Regions from separate parts of the Mus musculus genome. Here regions 1 and 3 are each linked to region 2. Evidence: chromatin loops called from intact Hi-C (ENCODE). Cell type or tissue: heart. All regions are shown on one strand. Links, peaks and the distances in the headings refer to the core of each region. The heading gives the core; the rest is flanking DNA.

The links. Hi-C counts contacts between places; a loop is a spot of excess contacts. Peaks named below come from ENCODE experiments on the same cell type or tissue, not always from the same donor. Only the 100,000 strongest peaks of a DNase experiment are listed, where the experiment ranks them.
Region 1: it touches region 2 in a loop (2.0-fold over the local background); 11 of 42 quality-filtered maps call a loop at or near these places.
Region 3: a loop joins it to region 2, with 4 times the contacts of the local background. A loop is called at or near these places in 14 of 42 quality-filtered maps.

The regions. Positions count from the first base shown.
Region 1 is chr5:104,145,644-104,152,546 of GRCm38, forward strand. It overlaps the pseudogene Gm3157. Among named protein-coding and RNA genes, the nearest start is that of Dspp, 22 kb to the right of the region's middle. In heart, for the core only: no CTCF peak of the experiment used is centred there; a DNase peak (open chromatin) is centred at 3,878.
Region 2 is chr5:104,216,344-104,223,246 of GRCm38, forward strand. No RefSeq gene overlaps it. Among named protein-coding and RNA genes, the nearest start is that of Dmp1, 17 kb to the left of the region's middle. In heart, for the core only: a CTCF peak has its summit at 2,725 (motif pointing right); no DNase peak of the experiment used is centred there.
Region 3 is chr5:104,430,219-104,437,121 of GRCm38, forward strand. It overlaps Spp1 (secreted phosphoprotein 1), which reads left to right and starts at 4,893. Exons shown (of 7, transcript NM_009263.3): 1 at 4,893-4,978; 2 at 6,157-6,224; 3 at 6,323-6,358. The coding sequence starts at 6,171. RefSeq lists promoters at 1-4,915, 3,458-4,938, 3,989-4,979, a cis regulatory region at 3,495-3,509 and enhancers at 4,159-4,186, 4,191-4,199, 4,817-4,863, 5,675-5,994, 5,744-5,780. In heart, for the core only: a CTCF peak has its summit at 2,917 (motif pointing left); no DNase peak of the experiment used is centred there; H3K4me3 peaks cover 303 bases.

The DNA of each region.
Region 1 (6,903 bases), core at 2,480-4,979, 70 kb before region 2:
AGCATGCCTTTCTACAAGAGCACTTTCAGAGTAAACGTGGAAGAACACCCATAGTGAGATGAATGCAGTGTCTACCGCACGACAAGAAGCCCGACTCATGAGGAGAACCCGTGAGGTGCTTGACTGTGCACTTGTCTTCCTCCCTGACCCCGCCTCCCCATAAACTCTGCTGCCCTGTGACTCGCTTGGTTCAGTGAACACAGGTGACTCCGTGACTCTGTGCTTTGTGGGTGACTTAGATTAATCCTAAACCACTGTCTGTCAAGACCTAAGAAGATCAGAAGAATCTAGGTAGCTCTTTAAGGATGAGCCACATCCACAGGACTTAGCATCATAGGAGCCTTCCCCATGGAAAGGGCAGAATTCTGGGCCTGGATTTGGAGATAGACTGACACAGCTGAGAGAATGATTTGGAGACAGAATGACCCTGCTGCAAAAAAAGACTGTTCTCCTGGGGTGAATGTCACTGTCTGAGCTGTTTGATGTTGGGGTCCATCCCCTGATGTCCTAAGGTAGTCAGTGTGGGGTGGGGCAGCTAGTTGCTGCCCTGACTTACACTGGCAAGTGTGTTTTAAGGTAGGAAAGTCAGGGAAGATATTGTGCTGACCACAGGTTCCAAGGGACCCAGCTGAAGAATTGTGTGTACAGGATTAATAGAATTTACAACTCCCATTTGCATGTTTTCTGCTTTCATTGTGGTTGTCAGCAGCCTTCAGCAGTGCAGTGCAGTACTTGATGGATTCTCTGATGCCATTTGTCTGAGAGGTTCAGTCTCTTCTTTCTTCTCCTCATCTCCATTGGTTTTTTTTTTCAAAAGATTTATTTATTTATTATATGTAAGTACACTGTAGCTGTCTTAAGACACTCCAGAAGAGGGCATCAGATCTCATTACGGGTGGTTATGAGCCACCATGTGGTTGCTGGGATTTGAACTTCGAACCTTCGGAAGAGCAGTCGGGTGCTCTTACCCACTGAGCCATCTCACCAGCCCATCTCCATAGTTTTGAGGCTTGTCCTCAGGAAGCTTTATTTGTTCCGTCAATATTTGCAGGTAAATATCATTCTCTGTAAGGTTATTATCAAGCCTGGTGCACTGGGAACAAATCTGGAATTCAAACCATGGAGGGCACTTGTTCTCCTGTGCAGGTGCAGCAGTGAATGGGGACCTGAAGGCTGGGAGCTGGGGGTGGGTGTGGTCAGGGCAGGGAGAGGCTCTTCCAGACCTTCGGCCTCCACCCCAAGCCCCTGCTCTCTGTGTCTTCTGGGGAGGGAGTAGGGGCAGCTTCAAAGTATCCCTTCTCCCTCAACTGCAGAGAAGGCCTAGTTAGCACTTTTTAAATTATTAAAAATAGTTCTCAGTCTTATACAGGACACACAAATAAGGGGAGAGAGCATCTTAACCAGGATTACCCCTCTAATGTGTATTAGCACATTTAAAATACCGAGAATTTTATTTTATTTTATTTTTTTTTTATTTTATTTTTTTTTCCATTTTTTATTAGGTATTTAACTCATTTACATTTCCAATGCTATACCAAAAGTCCCCCATATCCACCCACCCCCACTCCCCTGCCCACCCACTCCCCCTTTTTGGCCCTGGTGTTCCCCTGTACTGGGGCATATAAAGTTTGCAAGTCCAATGGGCCTCTCTTTCCAGTGATGGCCGACTAGGCCATCTTTTGATATATATGCAGCTAGAGTCAAGAGCTCCGGGGTACTAGTTAGTTCATAATGTTGTTCCACCTATAGGGTTGCAGATCCCTTTAGCTCCTTGGCTACTTTCTCTAGCTCCTCCATTGGGAGCCCTATGATCCATCCATTAGCTGACTGTGAGCATCCACTTCTGTGTTTGCTAGGCCCCGGCATAGTCTCACAAGAGACAGCTACATCTGGGTCCTTTCAATAAAATCTTGCTAGTGTATGCAATGGTGTCAGCGTTTGGATGCTGATTATGGGGTGGATCCCTGGATATGGCAGTCTCTACATGGTCCATCCTTTCATCTCAGCTCCAAACTTTGTCTCTGTAACTCCTTCCATGGGTGTTTTGTTCCCAAATCTAAGGAGGGGCATAGTGTCCACACTTCAGTCTTCATTCTTCTTGAGTTTCATGTGTTTAGCAAATTATATCTTTTATCTTGGGTATCCTAGGTTTGGGGCTAATATCCACTTATCAGTGAATACATATTGTGTGAGTTTCTTTGTGAATGTGTTACCTCACTCAGGATGATGCCCTCCAGGTCCATCCATTTGGCTAGGAATTTCATAAATTCATTCTTTTTAATAGCTGAGTAGTACTCCATTGTGTAGATGTACCACATTTTCTGTATCCATTCCTCTGTTGAGGGGCATCTAGGTTCTTTCCAGCTTCTGGCTATTATAAATAAGGCTGCTATGAACATAGTGGAGCATGTGTCCTTCTTACCTGTTGGGGCATCTTCTGGATATATGCCCAGGAGAGGTATTGCTGGATCCTCCGGTAGTACTATGTCCAGTTTTCTGAGGAACCGCCAGACTGATTTCCAGAGTAATACCGAGAATTTTAAATGCTGTCAGTCAAAGGCATTCTGTGTTTCTGGGTGAGATGTAGTATCTCATAATGTGGTATCTTCTAAGGAAATCAATTGTGTATAATTGCCAGATAGTATAGCAAGAAAAGTTTTGGGCATTTACCCTGGAGAAATGAAAGTTTATTTATGTTCAAAGAACAACTGGATAGTCTGTCAGCTTTATTTGTAACAGCCTGAGTCTTTCAAAAGGTAACTAAAGAAACTGTGGTAAATTTATACAATGTAATATTGTATGATTTATTTATTTATTTAAATGACTTATTTATTTTGATGAAGAGTTATAACATCTAAGGAAAGTGGTTATAGTTACTTATTTAATTTAAAAATTATAATTATCATCTATCAACTATTTATTTATTGATCTATCAATCAATCAATCTATCTATCATCTGTCTGTCTGCTATCTATCATTTATCAGTCTGTCTATCTATCTATCTATCTATCTATCTATCTATCTATCTATATATCTATCATCTGTCTGTCTACCCATCCTCTATCTATCTATCTATCTATCTATCTATCTATCTATCTATCTATCGACAGAATCTTTGTATGTAACCCAGGATGGCCTTAAATTCATAATCTTCTTGTCTTGCTTTCCAAGTGCTGGGATTACAGGCTCTGTCGCCATGACTGGCTTAGTCACAGTGTAGATGTGGTATCAGGATGGGCTTCTTTCTTATGAGGTTGCAATGCTAGCATATAGTTTGCTCCACTGCAAGAGAATGGAAATGTTGGGTTTGTCTTAGAAGTCACGGAGAAGCAGCAGTTTGCTCGGGCAGCAGGGACTCTTTTCTCCATGCCAGGGACCTTGGACATCCTGGTCCATGCAGGACATAGAGCTATGTGCTTGTCTAAGTATATTATTGTTATTAACATAATTATTTTTACCTGGGCTCTGGTAGAAAAAAGAAGTCATCCATGAAGCTATATAGTTTATCCCAGCTCCAGATCAGTGGCAAATGTACCACTTTTCCAAATACTCACACCTCTTCCTGCTTCCCAGACTCCACTCTATTCTGTTCTTCTGAGCCATTTTGAACCTGTTTTGGGGGTTGTCAGCCATCCTGTGTAGACACTTTCCTTTTGCAAACACTTTTCTGATCTGATGGGATCTGTGTTCATAGACAAGCAGTGTGAACCCCTTACTCTCTCCTAGCCAGCCAGCCTCTTTACCCAGAGCACAATAGGTCTCCTCTTCCGGTGACTGAGCCTCTGTGGTGTCTAGGCAGGGCCTCTGAGTAATTACAGCGTTGACCTGTGGTCTTCTTTCAGGAAATGCCAAGTACTACTTGCCCTAGTGTGTTCCAGCTGACTTTGTTCAAGGGACAACAGGAAACAGACGCCCAATAAGGACATCCGGGAGCCGCTGCTGCTAGCTTGGGACAACGTCAAGGTCAACAGAATACCTTTGAACACTTCCACTGCCCTCCATAAATCCTCTGGAAGTGCAGGGTCAGGAGAGACCTGGGCATGCACTGTGATGGGGCCCTACTGAATCAGCCCGCACAGGAGAGGGTTGGACTCCTCTACTGACTGTCCTCTGACTCCGCCGGTGTTTCTTCAGCTCTTTTGAGCTACTATCTTACTGCCAGTTCCCCTGCGAAATTCTTTAGAGAGAAAGAACTCTCTGCTTTTATAATTTATTTGAGAGAACAATAGCTTTGTTAGCTTCTGGCCAGCAATAGATTTCTAAAGCCACAACTCAATAGCTAGAATCCAACGTACTGGTTGCCGAAACTCAACTCTTCTTCGAAGTGTTAAATTCTGATGTGTAAGCAGAGCGAGAGGAGAGGAAGTGGGGGCAGGTGGGACAGGATCTTCTCAGGTGTCATGACGGGCTATTTCTCTTGGCATCTCCTCCTGTCTTCCCCTGGCAAGAGGAATTTTGCTACAGTGTGAAAGAAGCCATAGCCATGGAGCATTAAGTGACCATTAAAACCCCCGAAACTAGAGCTCATCCAAGTGATTTTTAGTGATTTTGATAAATTAATGTCATGTGAGGGAAAGAAATGGAAGAGAAGGTGATTGCTGAGCAAAGCATCCAAAGTCACTTCCTTTCATCTGCAAGGTCACCTTCAGCAGGGTCTTTAAGTATGTCAGCCGAGGCGAAAGGGAGCCCGTGCTTCACACATCTTCTCTGCCTGGCCCACGGCTACTCTATGGCCTTGGCTGGGTGCTACCATGAGTCACTGAGGGTAAAGGCTGACTGATGTCAACTTCTAAGTGGGTTTGTCTAGCTGGTTGCTTGGCACCCCAGTGTTTTGATGCTTCTAGTGGCTGTTGACCTGCATGGCAAGCACTTCCTACTTCCCATGTTCTTTTAACTCCTCTTTCCAATGTATCGTTTTTCCTGAGAGTGGGAACATTTCTTTTTATACCGGTGCTCTGCCCTCACCTCAGTTACTGTGTCCCAGAACCTTAGAATGTGATCTGCGGAGATAGTACCTTTGCAGACACAGTTGGCCCAATATCTAGAGAAGCACTAGAACACATTGAATATTGAAGAGCAGAGGACCCAAAAGGACACAGAGAAGTCACGTGATGGTAGAGAAAGAGATGAGTCCCTACATCAAGATTCTCAAGAATCACTAGAGTCCTGGAATGTCTCCATCTCAGGCTACAGTGAGAACCAACTCTTCTGCCCCCTTTGTTTCAGACATCTACGATCCTGGATATCACACTAGTAAAATCCAGGCCACACACCTGTTGACCATTTATGTGTCAGCTCTTGGAAGTGAGGGTGGTCTCTGCTCAGCTGGACAAGGGGCTGCTACTTCTGTTTGTGCATATTCCAGACAATATCACTTTCCTTGTCACACAAAGTGGGTATCAGACATTTACCCGGAGGAATTGCCCTCAATATTACCCTTAAAGGATCCCCCTGAACTTTTAACGAGGTCAACCCTACTGAGAAGAGGTGAGACTGAACAAGTTGATTTACAGACTAATAAGAAAAGTTTATAGAAACAAATGAAGACACAGACAAAAGCCATAAGGATAGCTGTATGAGAACTTTTGCTTCTTTAAAAAACACAGAGATAGGAATGGCTTTTTTTTTTAAATTCCAGGTGTGGCGACATGGGGCTGCTTCAGATTGACCACAGCAGCTGATTATGATTTGCCTCATGCTCTAACAGGGGTGTAATTTGGCCAGTTGCAAATACTTTCTGCAATTATGTGATATTTGGAATTCTGGGAACTTTTTAGAGGATATATAAATTCTAGGACCCCGAGAGGGGGGTTGGTTGGTTGTTGTTGCTGTTGGTTGCTGATGGCTGTTGTGTTGCTGTTGGGTGCTGATGGCTGCTGTTGGCCACAGTTTGTTCAGTAGTTGTGTGCAAAAAAGGAAAAGGTAGAGGAAGATGTTAGATACCCTGACAGTGAAGCTTGAACTTGCCCCAAAGAACTTGATGCCCTAATCAACAGGAAGTAGTTTAGTAATAATGTCAGTCCCTTTCTCATCTTTCTTCCCTCTCCCATCTAGAGTTAGAGGGTTAAAAGGGTGAAAAAAAATGGACAAGGGTGGAATAAAGGAGAACCGACAAAGTATCAAAAGACTAGCCACAGATTGCTGCTTCACAGAAGAGGTAAGACATGGCCAGCCAACTTGGAGAGAGACATACAGTGTCACCAGCGACCAGGAAATGAAGACATCAATCAGTATCACAGTGAAACACTATTTCAAACCCAACCACACGTTGCAAATGCCTAGTATGGCCAGCTGCAGAGGCAACTCAGCACTTAAGAAATCTGTCACTCTTGCAGAGGACCTGGGATTCAATTCCCAGCAATCACATGGTTTTGGCAGCCATCTGTAACTCCAGTTCTACGGGATCCAGTGCTCGCTTCTGATCTGTGGGGCTCCATGCACACACATAGTTCACAGACATACATGCAGGGAGAATACTTATACATATAAAATAAATACATCTAAATATTTAAAAAGCATCTATTCCCATGGAATATTGAAAAGACGGTAGATTGATGGATTAACATACTTCTGGCAGGGTTCAAACCTTTTAAAAATAATTTGGTAGTGTTTCATAAACTGGAAGTTGATTATTTACTGTATAGTAAGTAATTCTATGTTTAAGTGTGTATTGTGCTGGAGGTGGTGAGAAAGAAAGAAGGGAAAGAATAAAGAAAGAAGGAAGAAGGAAAGAAAGAAGAAAATCTCCAGCTTTTTATGCACCATTACACTAGGAAGCATACACAAAAATTTCCATAGAGATGTTCTTTTTTATTTGAAATAGCAACAATTTTGAAAAAGTAAGTCCAGTTGCATAGTGCCAAGGGAGCAGATAAATTACAGAAGATTTATATAATGAGTTAT
Region 2 (6,903 bases), core at 1,421-3,920:
ACATTCTTGCATCTTGCATCTGGAAGTGGCATAAAGTGTTGACTGGAAGTGGCATCAGAGAAAAGTTGACTGGATGGTTTTAGCTTTGAAGGTACAGAAGTTTCTTCCAGAAATTCCTCACTGGAGTATGTGGCATATAGTCTATTTGGTTAGACAAACCATATTAGTGTGTTAGGTTATTTCAAAAATGAAACTTGATTGAAAAGGAACACCCATCTCTAGAAGTGTGCGTGAATGCGTTTCCAGGGACAATTAGATCATGAGATTTCTGACCTGAAGAATGGACCAATCATTGCATCATTACTTGATGACGTCATCTGGAGACATTAAAAAGTAGGCGGCAAGGCCTTTGGAGGAAGGAGTGACAGCAGGTATCGGCCTGCATGCTGCCTCTTGCCCTTTCTGAGAAATTCTTTCTCTGCTTCATGTCTGCTGTGTTGTGAGCTGCTTTGCCCTACCCTCCCACCACACAGAATAAACCCTTTAAAGCTACGTACCCACATATATCCTTCCTTCTTGGGTTATGTCTAGTGGGTAGGCTTTCGAAGCAATGGAAAAAAAGTACCAGGTAATTGTAAGGTGCAGCCAGTACAGAGAGCTTGTACTATCATATAATGCTCAATTCTAGACCTTTTGACTGTTCTTAGGCCTCTGTCGGGTGAAGAGGAAACTGTAAGGGAGAACTCTAATCCCAGTTCATTGGATGGATTGGACTCTGCCCCTCCGCCCCAGGCTAGCTGGATTCTGCTGACAGGGAGTTACAGGTGCATCATTTGGCTATCTGGTGAATGCACCTCATTGGCTTTCAGATGATAACAATTAAGACACAGCTAGTCATCAGAATAAAATGCAAGGATGTTTTGTGTCTTGAAAAACCGCTCATCTGAGCGTTAATTACAGTAGGTACTGCCTGAGTTCTCTCACTGTTTTTCTATCTGCATCGGCTTCATGTCAAGACAAACCACGATTTAAATCATAAAAGGTCTCCCTCTGCCTTTGTACCACGACACACCAGACAGAAGACATCCCTGCCGGAGAATCATCTTCTGACTGGAGCAGACATGATCAGGAAGCCCGGGTCCCCCTTCCAACACAGATCAGCAAGTGAATTATTTTAAGCAGCTGAATATACATGATGTGATTGCTCAGAGATCTCCTTGTGCAGCTGACAGGAAAGGCAAGACATAGTCGGGCCTGGAGACCTGCTGGAGTTTAGTTCCGGTGGGGAAGAAGGCCAGGCGAGCACAGGGGAAGCTGAACAACTCCCGCTATCATTTTATCTTTGCACCCTGGTGCCCTTCCTGCGCTCTATCCCCATTCCAGCCCGCCGTGCTAAGTAGGCTTCTACTTTCTGTGCTTCCAAAAGGCATTCGTACAAGTAAGGGCAATACGATTTTTCTTCAGATGGTCACGCTGGTCCTCAAAGGACTACTTTCCTATCTCTTTCCATTTAAGGCAGAAGGGATGTGAATCTCTGCCCGGCCTTATCAAGGGGAAGGCTTGATGGAAGCAAAAGACCTGGAGGGATGAGAAAGTTCTAGAACTACAGAGAAAGAAAAGAGACAGGCAGACAGAGGAAGGAAAACAAACAAACAAAAAAAGAGACGTGTTCCCTTGAGAATGGGATTTCATTTAGGTTGTCTTTTGAGGGGAAAAAATGAAGAACTATTTCCACCATTTTCTAGAAACTGTGTGTGTGTGTGTGTGTGTGTGTGTGTGTGTGTGCACAGGTAGGGGGCGCTGTTGAGAGTTTCCCTTTGGGAATAGAGCGTGCTTACTTTGCTTTTCAAATAGGAAATAATCACGTGAGCCATGCAGGAAATGGCGGCCCACTCACCGGGATGCAGAAGGTTCCTGATGTCATTTACCCAGCAGCAGACACAGTTTGGCCTCTTGGCTATGCTCTGAAAACATGGACAGTTTTCATAGTCGCAGTCAGAGTCATTTTTACGTGTTTATCAATATACATGTCTTCTCCTGTTTTATAGTTTTCACATCCCCACAAATTACCCAAATGATCTTTTCATCTTTCTTCTTTTCCCTTAACAATATTAGTGGTGAAGCTGCAAACATTTTTGTGCTAATATCATTTTGCTGATTGCCAACCTTAGATGCTCTGTTCTGAATTAACTAAGCAAGAAGAGCACCCCTAATCCAAAATCCATCAAGATCCCTTACAGTTATTCTTCTCGCCAGTCTGGGTGGAGAAACAATCACACAGGATCTGGAGTATCTTCTACGCAAAGTACGTTTAACTAAGCTAGGTTTTTTGGCTTGATGCTGATAATTTGGTGCTACCATGTGAGAGCAAAAAACGCAGCTCACTCAAAGACGACACAACAATTCCTAAATTGCAGCCTTTCCAGAGTTCAGTGTAGAGTTACAAGTTAACAATATCATTATGATTTTAAAAGATGAACATTATCATTATATGTAATTGGAACCAACCTCCCTCCCTCCATCCCTCCTTCCATCCCTCCCTTTTCCCCTCCCTTCTTTCTTTCCTTCCTCCCTCTCCCAGGTTTGCTTCAAGTTCACTGTGCAGCTCAGGATGACCTCTAACTGTAGACCATTCTCAGACTGCCAAGTAGTGGGATTACCTATGTACACCACCATACCCAAATCTTTATTTCTTTTTTTAAAAAGTATGATTCTTCATAAATCTTCCATTCCTGAAGCTAACGTTTGAATGAAAATGACCCAATGGTGTAATTTCTACAATCTCCAGAAGATGGCAGCATTGCCTGCTGTTGTAGCCTCTGAACATCCGGACCCCTTCACCCCCATCCCTGAGGATCACGGGATCCAGAGCACAGGAGGTTCTTATATTGGAAGGTCCTGGTCCTTTATCTGTCACCAATAACTTTATATATTCCCGTGCATGCTGTCACAATCTCTGTGAGTTCATATGTGTGTCAGGCTGATATGTGAGGAAGACACCATTTCCATCGCCTCTGCCTCTCAGTCCTTCTGCCTCCTCTACTGTACGTAGCAAAAATCAATAATTAAAAAAAAAAAGTTAAATAAACGAACACCCCGCATCAACTCTCCTTTGCAAGTGTCCACTTTATTATCGAAAAAGCTCCCACTGTTTAAACTAAAGTCTGGTGTTTTCATCCTCTGAGTCGTTTTACCTGCCTGTGAGTAGATGAGGGCTTAGGATACACCAGCCCTAAATTTGCCGTTCAGATGACGCCGCTGCATCAACTGTGTGGGGATAATGCTCACTCTGCTCTCACCTGTCTCTTGAGAGCAGAAGAAAAAGTTCATATGTAAAAGATGCCCTTGCCAAAAGGAAAGGGTAGTGCTTATCGAGGGAAGCAGGAGGAAATGCCTTTGACATTAACCTCATTTTCATTGTTACTTCTCTACCTGGATAGCTGCCCTCCTCGAGCCCCCTTGCCTTGTTCTGTCCCCTCGACTTTCTACTCTGTGCAATTCAGTGTTTGTGTTCAACTCCATACCTCCGGATCTTCACTCCCCTGCTAGGTTCTCAGGTCTGGCTGAAAAACCCAAGTATAGAGATAAAGTTTTGCTTTCCTCACAGAGGCACACAACATAGAGACAGGAAGCAAGAAGCACGATTAGGAGGTTGCCATGGTGTGTTAGTTAGGACTCTTTAAGCGATGGAAAGAATTTAAAAAGTAAATTATCGCGGGGCGTGGTGGCGCACGCCTTTAATCCCAGCACTTGGGAGGCAGAGGCAGGCAGGTTTCTGAGTTCGAGGCCAGCCTGGTCTACAGAGTGAGTTCCAGGACAGCCAGGGCTACACAGAGAAACCCTGTCTCGAAAAACCAAAAAATAAAAAAATTTTAAAAAGTAACTTATCATAAGGAAACTAGAATGAAATACAAGAAGCCCAAGGAGGGAGACATCACTGGAGCTCTGCTTCCTGCTCCCAGAGCTCCGCCTCCTGCTCCCAGAGCTCCGCCTCCTGCTCCCAGAGCTCCACCTCCTGCTCCCGGAGCTCTGCCTCCTGCTCTGGGTCTGTCCTCTACCTTTTGTATGCTTCTCTCCTCTTCCTCAGCCACAGGCATTTCCTACTTTTGTTGACATGTATGGAGAGAAGCATGGCTACCAACATCCAGACACAACATATCCACCAACACAGATGATTTCGGTTTTCGTCAGGTCTAGGGAAAGATTTTGCCTTGCCTAACTCGGACCGACCCAATGTTATCAGTGGGACAAGATCCAGTAACTTAAAATGGGTCTATTGAGCACACACTTAGAAAAAGGCAGTTTCCAGATGTGAGTTGGGGTGCATAGATCCAAGAACGTGTCTAATCCACATCAGGACCTAGACAGAAGCCATAGCGTGTGATTCCATTGTGACATGGTGACTTGGTGTGGCAGTGATAAGGTGATTGGTGTAATGGTGACACAGTATCAAGCTGGTGTGGTGTCAAGGTTCCATGGTGTGTCAGTGTTAAGGTGTACGGTGACATGGTAACATGGTGTCATGGTAACATGGTGACATGCTGTCATGGTGACATGTTGTCATGGTGTCATAGCAACATGGTGTTATGCTATCATGGTGATCTGCTGTCATGTGACATGGTGTCATGGTGAGATGGTGTCATGATGACTGGTGTCATGGCGTGACAATGATAATGTGATTGGAGATGTGGTACCATGGTGTATGCTGTCATGGTGATGTGTTTTGATGGAGATATGGTGCCATTGCCATATGGTGCCATGGCATGTGGTGTCATGGTTCCATAGTGATAGGCTTCTGTGGGGATATGGTACCTTTACTGGTTGGTATTGTGTGTCAACTTGACACAGCTGGAGTTATCACAGAGAAAGGAGCCTCTCTTGAGGAAATACCTCCATGAGATTCAGCTGTAAGGCATCTTCTCAATTAGTGATCAAAGGGGCAGAGCCTCTTGTGGTTGGTGCCACCCCTGGGCTGGAAGACCTGGGTTCTATAAGAAAGTAAGCTAAGCAAGCCAGGGGAAGCAAACCAGTAAGTAACCTCCCTCCATGGCCTCTGCATCAGCTCCTGCTTCTTGACCTGCTTGAGTTCCAGTCTAGACTTCCTTTGGTGATGAATAGCAGTGTGGAAGTGTAAGCTGAATAAACCCTTTCCTCCCCAACTTGCTTCTTGGTCATATTTGTGCAGGAATAGAAACACTGACTAAGACAGTGCCATGATTCTTGAATTGTGTCCTAGTGATTAGATGGCAAGGAGACATGGAAGAAATAAATAAAAGGACACATAGATAAGATATATTTGGAAGACATAATTGTGGGAATGGAAATGATTAGATAAAAGATGAAAGACTAAATATGTCACACCTTGCAGATACCACAAACCAAAACAAGGAAAGCTTACACTTGGGAATATGGGCAGAAAATTTTGTGACTTGGTGATGTTGATAATTTTAAGCTGGCCTAAAATGTCTACCTAGATTTTTGTGGTAGATCATAACATATTTTGAGAAGATTTAAATTTAGTTTTTACAACCTCTAATTGAAAACATAGTAAGTTGCCTTACGTAATTGGATCTTTTGATGCAGCAGAACAAAGACACCAAGCTGGAATGTTTTCTTTGCTATTGCTTGCACATACAGTATTTTAGGGCACACTACTTGGAGTTGGATAAGCAGTTAGGGTGCTCATCTTTGGGGAAGACTAATTCTCACCCTCTCTGGAAGGTTTTAATGATTTGTAGCTCTTCATCTAGGGGTTTAAAAAAAAATCTTAACTCCATGTTCTATTCCATTGGAAAGATACTGAACTACCTCAGACCCAATTCTGAAGTATAATTTGCTATTTTGTAATCTAAAAACAAACAAGCAAACAAACAAACAAATAAATAAATGTCTTTAAAGAGGGGCCTTGTCTGATCTGGGGCAATGGGGACTCATGGCTGAATCCTTCAATAAGCACCAATCTCCCCTCTGCCCCCAGTGGGAATCCGAGCAAAGCTTGCTTCCCCTACATGTCCACTCTCTTTGTTCAAAGCTCTTCTTATTGCCCTTGGCTGAGTCAGTGGGGTTAGGATACTTCTTCGGCTACCCCAACACAGTAGTTGACACTATAGTCGGCTCCAGGCCACCTTCAGCTTCCTCACAGGTGGCTTCTGCACGGGCTACCAAGAAAGGATGAGCAGGGTGGAACAAGAGTTTCTAGTCTAACCTCAGGAGCGACATCTCGTCTCCTTTGCTCTCTAAATGTGTACCACATGAGTACTTAGTGCCCTCAGAGGTGAGGAGAGACTGCCAGACTGCCGACACTGGAGTTAAGAATACTTTTCAGCTGATATATGGGTGCTGGAAGCCAAATCCCAGACCTCTGCAAGAGCAACAAGTGCTCTGGACCACAAGGCCCCACAGAACGGTGATTTTTACTGTGTATATCTGGGGATAGTTCTATGACATGGTAGTCACCACTGTCTACTATGGACAATGTTGTGGAGGACACAGCTTCTTCCAGTCTCTTTTATGTTGGTCCATAACAAGTTGTTTGGAGCTCTCATTACCAGGAAGGGCTGTGTCTCACAAGCAACCGATTTATTCTAAACTCACATACCCTCTGAATTACAGATAGTGTTTCTCTCTTTGCTCACCTAACACTGGGTTTAACACATGCCTGTGGCCAGCTGTGAGTGAATAGTAACTTGGATGTGCTACGCCTCGGGTGTATTGATACCCTAGCTGCCCCCTTGGCATAACTTTATTTTCTTGCCCTTATTTCCCCTTAACTCAGATTTGCTCATCCGTTTGGCTTCCCCTAGTCTGTGTGGCTTTGCAAGCTGCCTTGGATCCTTTATAGCAAAGAGCCATGTTTCTCAGAAGTTCTCACAACACACGCAGCTCCAGTCAGACTGCTGTCACTCTGCGAGCATCCTGGTGGTGAATCCCATGACACTGAGGGGACACTCTGGGTCTCAACCT
Region 3 (6,903 bases), core at 1,662-4,161, 210 kb after region 2:
TTCAGAATCTCTGTATTCACCAGAGCCCGCCTCACTGTTGCTATAGGTGTGAAGTTCTCTGCGCCTATGTTGGATGCTGGATGAGAAGGGGGACTTCCTTTCCGGTCAAATCCCACAATGCTCTTTAAGTGACAGTTTGGGTAGAAGATGTTGACTATGACCCTTGCTGTCCACATCCCACAGTTTCCTTCTCAACCACACTTCCTTAACCCCAGTGGCTACACGAGTTTCAAATGTCATTTCATTTTCACGAGTATTCAACCCGTCAGTATAGGAATATATCATTTGAGAAAATAAATCTACTTTAAGGGGACTTCAACATGAAGAACGTTAATGTGTCCCCATTATGAATAATGACACATACATACATACATACATACACACATACATACATAAATATTAGAAAGTGGAACTGTATCTCAGTAGTAGAGCATGAGACTGTTTCAGTGTAGAACAGGAAGCCAATCAGAAGAGAAGGTTGGATGGCTCTAGTTCCTTGGGTTCAGTCCTAAGCACTGTTAGGAAGAAGGATGTGGAGAAGTAGAGGAGGAGGAAGGGGAGGAGGAGGAGGGGTAGAGAAGAAAGACAGAAGGAGTAAGGGAAAAGAGGAATAGGGGAGAAACAGGAAGAGGAGATGTAGGGGAGGGAGAGGAGGAAGGAGAGGAGGAAGAGGAGGAAGGAGAGGAGGGAGAGGAGAAGGGTAGGGAAGAGGAAAGTCGAAAGGAGTAAGGGAAGAAGAGGAATAGAGAAAGAGGAAGAGGAGGAAGAGGAGGAAGGGAAGGAGGAAAAGGAAGAAGGAGAGGAGAAAGAAGAGGAAGGGAAGGAGGGAGTTAGAAGGAGACAGTGGGGGAAGAGAGAGATAGTGAAGTACTAATAAGGAATAAGGAGGAGGGCTCCTTCATACACAGCTGGGAGCATAAATGAGTTTAATCACTCCACTGTAGGAATCAGCAATCAGCATGGGACTTTCTAAAACAAGCAATCTAGGAGGGCAAGGTGGCGTGTCTGCAGTGTATTAACTTAGGCAAGGTGGTGTGCATGCCTTTAATCCCAGCACTAGGGAGACAGAGAGGTGTAGGTCTGAGCTTGCTTGAAGGCATCCTGCTTGACAAAGCAAGTTCCAGGACAGCCTGGACTGTTGCACAGAGAAATGCTATCTCAAAAATGAAAATAAGCAAAAACCCCTAAAAGTAGAAAGACCACATGACACAGATATGCTATATGCTCAAGTTAACACAACACAGAAGTATCTTCAGCTCATATTTCCTGCAATACTATTCACAGTGCACCAGTGCCTTGTATGTGTGTGTGTGTGTGTCTATGTGTCTGTGTGTACGTATTTGTGTGTGTCTGTGTGTGTATGTCTGTGTGTGTATCTGTGTGTACGCGTTTGTGTGTGTGCCTGTGTATGTGTGCATGTGTATGCATGTGTGTGCATGTGTGGGTGTCTATGGGTCTGTGTGTCTATGTGTCTGTGTCTATGTATCTGTGTGTACGTATTTGTGTGTGTGTGTGTGTGTGTGTGTGTGTATGACCGTGAGAGAAGAGAAAGAAGTCTGAAGGAAGCAGTGAGATAAGATGGAGAGTGATAGACTTGATGTTACTTATTATGCAAGCAGAAGGGAAGACTCCTTGGGGGGCCAACAAAAGGTGACAAGAGAAAGAGGGAAAGGAAAGTCTGGGGAGAAAGAATAAAAATGTGTAATCATATACATGCATGAATATCACAGTGAAACCTTTCTGTGCCCTAAAACATATAAATTAAAGACATCAATTCAGTGAGGGTTTTTTCCCCCTCTGTAACATATCCTGGGCTTTAAGGTCAATTTTTTTCATTTGTTTTAGTTTAAAATTAATGATTACTCATGTAAGACCACCTTCTATAAGATAAGACCAACTTCTATACGACCACCTTCTATATGACCACCTTCTCGGAGGTGGATTTTGTTGTCTATGGCATTTAACAATGGGATAAAAGAATTTATATTATTTCTTAATACTATTTTCATGTCTGAATCTAAAAATCTCACCCTTTAGTGAATAATGTCTCCTTTCCATAGACTAAACTCCTGACAGGTTAGTTATGCTGGCAAGACAATTCCAAGACATCTGAATCTTTATTTGGGGACAAAATGAATATATGTAACTGAGAAAGCTGTACTATTACAACTGTACTATTACAAACTTCCAGATAAGGTGAATGTCAACTTAAGTGGCATTAAGCATTTAACTTTTCCAGTGATGTGGGAATTTTTATGTAAACAAGAGAACAACAATATTCTTTATGTTTCTATCTAACTTCTTACAGTATTTACATTTTAAGATCACAAATTACCCTTTGCAACTAAACTTCTTTATTTCCACTGACAAGATTTACAAAGAATTTGGGCATTTTAAACTCTTGCTCCTATCTACCAACTGTTAGCTGAGCCTGAGACTTAGAAATACAAGAGCTAACTAACAGTGCTGCATTTAAATTGTTTAATGTGTGAATTCTAAACAACTACAAATTCCCACTCAGGGAAAATGTCAGCAGCATAGTTGGATTCGGAAAGCAAAAGCGCGTGCCTCCTCGAGTTAGAAGAGCGTTTTGTCCTCTGCTTTGCAGAATTGCTCCCAGTGCAAAGCCTCATCCTCAAGGTCGCTGGTATGAGTGTAGGAAGAGGGAAGCAGACAGTCCTGTCGCAATGGGATTGCTGAAGGCATCAACAGAGCGGGACAGAGGTGCTTCGGTTCTCAGGGTCCCTGGCCCTGGTTGCCAACTGGGTCATTGCTGAGAAATACTTCCTTACTCGGCATTCTGGGAAACAGGGTGCATACAGTCGGCCTCTAAGGATGCATTCAGAAAATCTTCGAAGCCTTTGAGGGCTGTCTGTTGCCCTTTCTAGAAATGCTGCCATCGTGTGGCACTTGGGAGTTAGAATGAAAAGGAGTCCTGGAGGGGTCATATGGTTCAGCTCGAGGTGGCGCAGCTCCAGCAAAATCTATTCCTATACCTCCCTAATTCGTGTTGAATCATTCCTGTGGGCGCAGAGTAAACTGCAGTGAAACCCTGTGGACGGCTTGCTGCCTTAGGATTTGTGGAATTTCCCTGAACAACACTGAAAACACAAACTCCAGTGGGTGTTGTGCTTAAAGGGCAAAAACGCTTGTTGTTAGGTTTTTTTCTTTTAAAAGAAATAAGGAGTCTGTTTTTACAACGTTAAAAACCTGTGTGATTTATATTTGATAGTCATAGGAGTCATCTTAATAAAGTGTGTGCTAAGGACCTTCAAAGTAATAATATTAATTCATTTAGAACACATCTATCAAGAGATAACCCAAATGCTCAAAACAGTTTTGTGCTACTTACTCTAACTCTGTAGAAGATTACTTAACCTATATTCATATTAAAAGCAGGGTTTGGCAAGTAGCACTAATATCTAATACAACAAAGGTTTGACTTAACTTTAATCTCAATTTCTGCATGCCTCTTACATTGGAGATGTAAGGTAATAAGCCTGTGTTCTCCATTTCGGGAAAAGAAAGGAAGTAACTGCAGGGCAGTATTAAATATTTAAAGAAGTCTGCTTCACCTATAATTTTATCTCATTTGAATACCTCTTAACTATTCAGTAACGTTTTGTTAATACAAATTTTAAAATCTTTTTAAGTAGCCAACCTTATATATTCCAGGAAATAAAACTCAAAAAAGATAATTCAGAAATATAAGCTGTGTCTTTAAAAAAATATTCAGAGAACCCTTTAACGTGTACAGCTTAAAGATCAATTCAAAGGCATTACAAATTTCAGCTCCTTGCCTCTGCTGAAGATTTCTGTAATAGTTAAAATATACACGTTCTTTAACATGTGGGGGAAGGAGCATTGCAAAATGTGAAGTGCTATCAACTGCACTTACACTAATCCATTGTCCTGTAGATAGACTAAGTGACTTGCCCAAGGTCACACCTGGCACTGCTTACAGAAGGACTGAAAGGCAGTCTGGCTCCTGCAGCTTCCCCACCCAGCAAGCATTCCAGTCTCACAAACTGCTTGCTTAGGCGGGCTCTATCTGGAGTAACCACCTCTTCTGCTCTATATGGCCATTATAGTTTAGATAGCATCAGAACCATCACTCCCAGCTGCTCCAACAGAGCAACAAGGTTCACGAGGTTCACGTCTCTAAAGGTCAGTGGAGGCAGGAGAGGAATTCAGGGTCACTGTGTGGTTTGCACAAAGAGCAAGCGGCTGCATAGCTCAAGTGTCAAAACTGAGTTGTTACTTTGTTTCGTTTTGTTGTGAGGTTTTGTTTCTTTTGTGAGAGGGTCTCACTTTCTGTTGCCCCAACTGACCTGGAACACAGTATGGAGCCGAGGCTAGCCTCAAATTCATGGTGATCTTCCGGAGTACAAAACAGAGCCACTGTGGCCCGGCCAACCTAAGCTACCGAATACAAAGGCAAAAGGGAGGGTCTGAAAGTTCTGCCGAGACAGCAGTTTTCTAGATTTAAGTAAGTCTGAGAGAATCAAATTGTGTATCCATGTGGCCTTTATCTGTAACTTAGATAGGAGAATCCATACCTTTCATCCCCATTGATGTTTTTCTACTAATTCAGTAACTATAAACAAAGTCTCTGTGAGGGTGATCTACTCTTCCTTTCCTTATGGATCCCTGATGCTCTTCCGGGATTCTAAATGCAGTCTATAAATGAAAAGGGTAGTTAATGACATCGTTCATCAGTAATGCTTTGTGTGTGTTTCCTTTTCTTCCTTTTTTTTTTTTTTAACCACAAAACCAGAGGAGGAAGTGTAGGAGCAGGTGGGCCGGGTAGTGGCAAAAACCTCATGACACATCACTCCACCTCCTGATTGGTGGAGACTGTCTGGACCAGCATTTAAATTCTGGGAGGTCTGAGCCACCAGCAGCTCACACTGAAGAAGCATCCTTGCTTGGGTTTGCAGTCTTCTGCGGCAGGCATTCTCGGAGGAAACCAGCCAAGGTAAGCCTGCAGTGGCCCATGAGGCTGCAGTTCTCCTGGCTGAATTCTGAGGGTGAGTCCAGAGAACATTCTTTCAACAGTCGTATTTGTTAGTCAGACTCGTGCTGTTCTGGTCTTTTTGAATAAGCTGGTCAGGTACATTGCAGGTTTCCCGGTATTTTCAAAGCCAGTTGGATGTAGAAGTTAAAATAAATCTAGTTGGTCCTCTAAAGGAGAGAGAGAGATCTGCTAGTAATCTCTCTCTCTCTTTCTCTCTTTCTCTCCCTCTCTCTCTTCCTCTCTCTCCCTCTCTCCCTCCTCTCTCTCTCCCTCCTCTCTCTTCCTCTCTCTCTCCCTCCTCTCTCTCTCTCTCCCTCTCTCCCTCTCTCCCTCTCTCTCCTGTCACACACACATTGTAAAGTTCTATGTATCTTTGGAACAAATGTCTGCATCATTTTAAAGTGGCTGGATGACTGTGGAGACCAGTAAAGGAGGATCCTCTATATTAATATAAACCAGATACAGTTATTTTTAGAAAACTGTCTCACTTCAAAAGAGAACCTTCCTTAATTTCTCGCTTCTGCACTTGGCTTTTACAGTTTTCACTAAGGTCCCTGTGTGATAACACAGACTCATCAACATGCACAGAAAAGCTGTTGCCTGCTCTCAGTGTTTTATTTTTATTATTATTATTATTGTTGTTGTTATTATTATTATTATTAGTCCAAATAGAACATCTTACTCAAATTCAAAGATATCTTTGTTTCTTTCAGCTTTGTATAATGTAAGTTAAAATCACATTTGAAATGCAAATGGAAAAAGCAATTTTCTTTTATCATTCTATTTTCTCTTTTTCTTCCTTGCAGAAAGTACTCTCATGGTAGTTCGTTGCTTTAATTACTCGATTACTGTGAAACAAATCTTGGTGTGGAGCTCTAGAGACATCAGATAGTGGGGGCATAAGCTCTGAGACTCCAGACGTAAAGTTTGGATGAATAGAGTTGTGAAATTGCCCTTTTCCTTGCTAAGGATGAGAGGTGGAGAGGTAGAAAAGGCACACAAATATTGACTCACTGAAATTTTCTCTGAGATGTAGAAAGATTCCATAAATTATTGGTGACTTGGTGGTGATCTAGTGGTGCCAAGAGTGTGTTTGAACCTGACAAGACATCAACTGTGCCTCATAAAATATGTTGCAGGACTAACTACGACCATGAGATTGGCAGTGATTTGCTTTTGCCTGTTTGGCATTGCCTCCTCCCTCCCGGTGAGTACAGCTGAATCTTAGAGAGAATTCTTGAAAACAAATGAATTTTAGCTTTAGCACACTCACACGCATTTCCTTGTCACTTTTCTGTTTTAAAGGTGAAAGTGACTGATTCTGGCAGCTCAGAGGAGAAGGTAAGCACCTCCGGGTTGATCATTTAACTGAAGAATGTTCGCCAGCGTCGCAAAGGTTGCTAGGAACAGCAATTTTTTGTTGCCATTTTATTCATCTATATAATTAGACCTGAGTATTTCAAAGTACTTACTATGTATTTTAGACAGAGACAGTACCAAATCGGCCATTGTTTTTAATAAACAGATTCTCTTATAATTAGATTTTTAATATAATAAAAGCATGTTCTAGACAATTGCTACTTACATAAAGCAGGTCACAGGACCTTGAGTGACTGGTTCTTTCCTGAGTCAGCATGCTTGGAAAATCCTGCAGGCTGACTTTAGAAGGTCACTCAGATGTCAGCTGGAGCTGATCATATGACTATGATATTTACAATACCATCCAAGTCCATCTTGAAAAGAAAAGTCCATTTGTGCTGTTTGGATCTATTAGCTGACTTTAGATCACATTTTCCTAAATGAGAATGAAAACCAAACCAGTACCTTTACATGTTTCAACATAAGACCAGCAGCATTGGCATACCTGTGCCTCCACATAGGTAAGA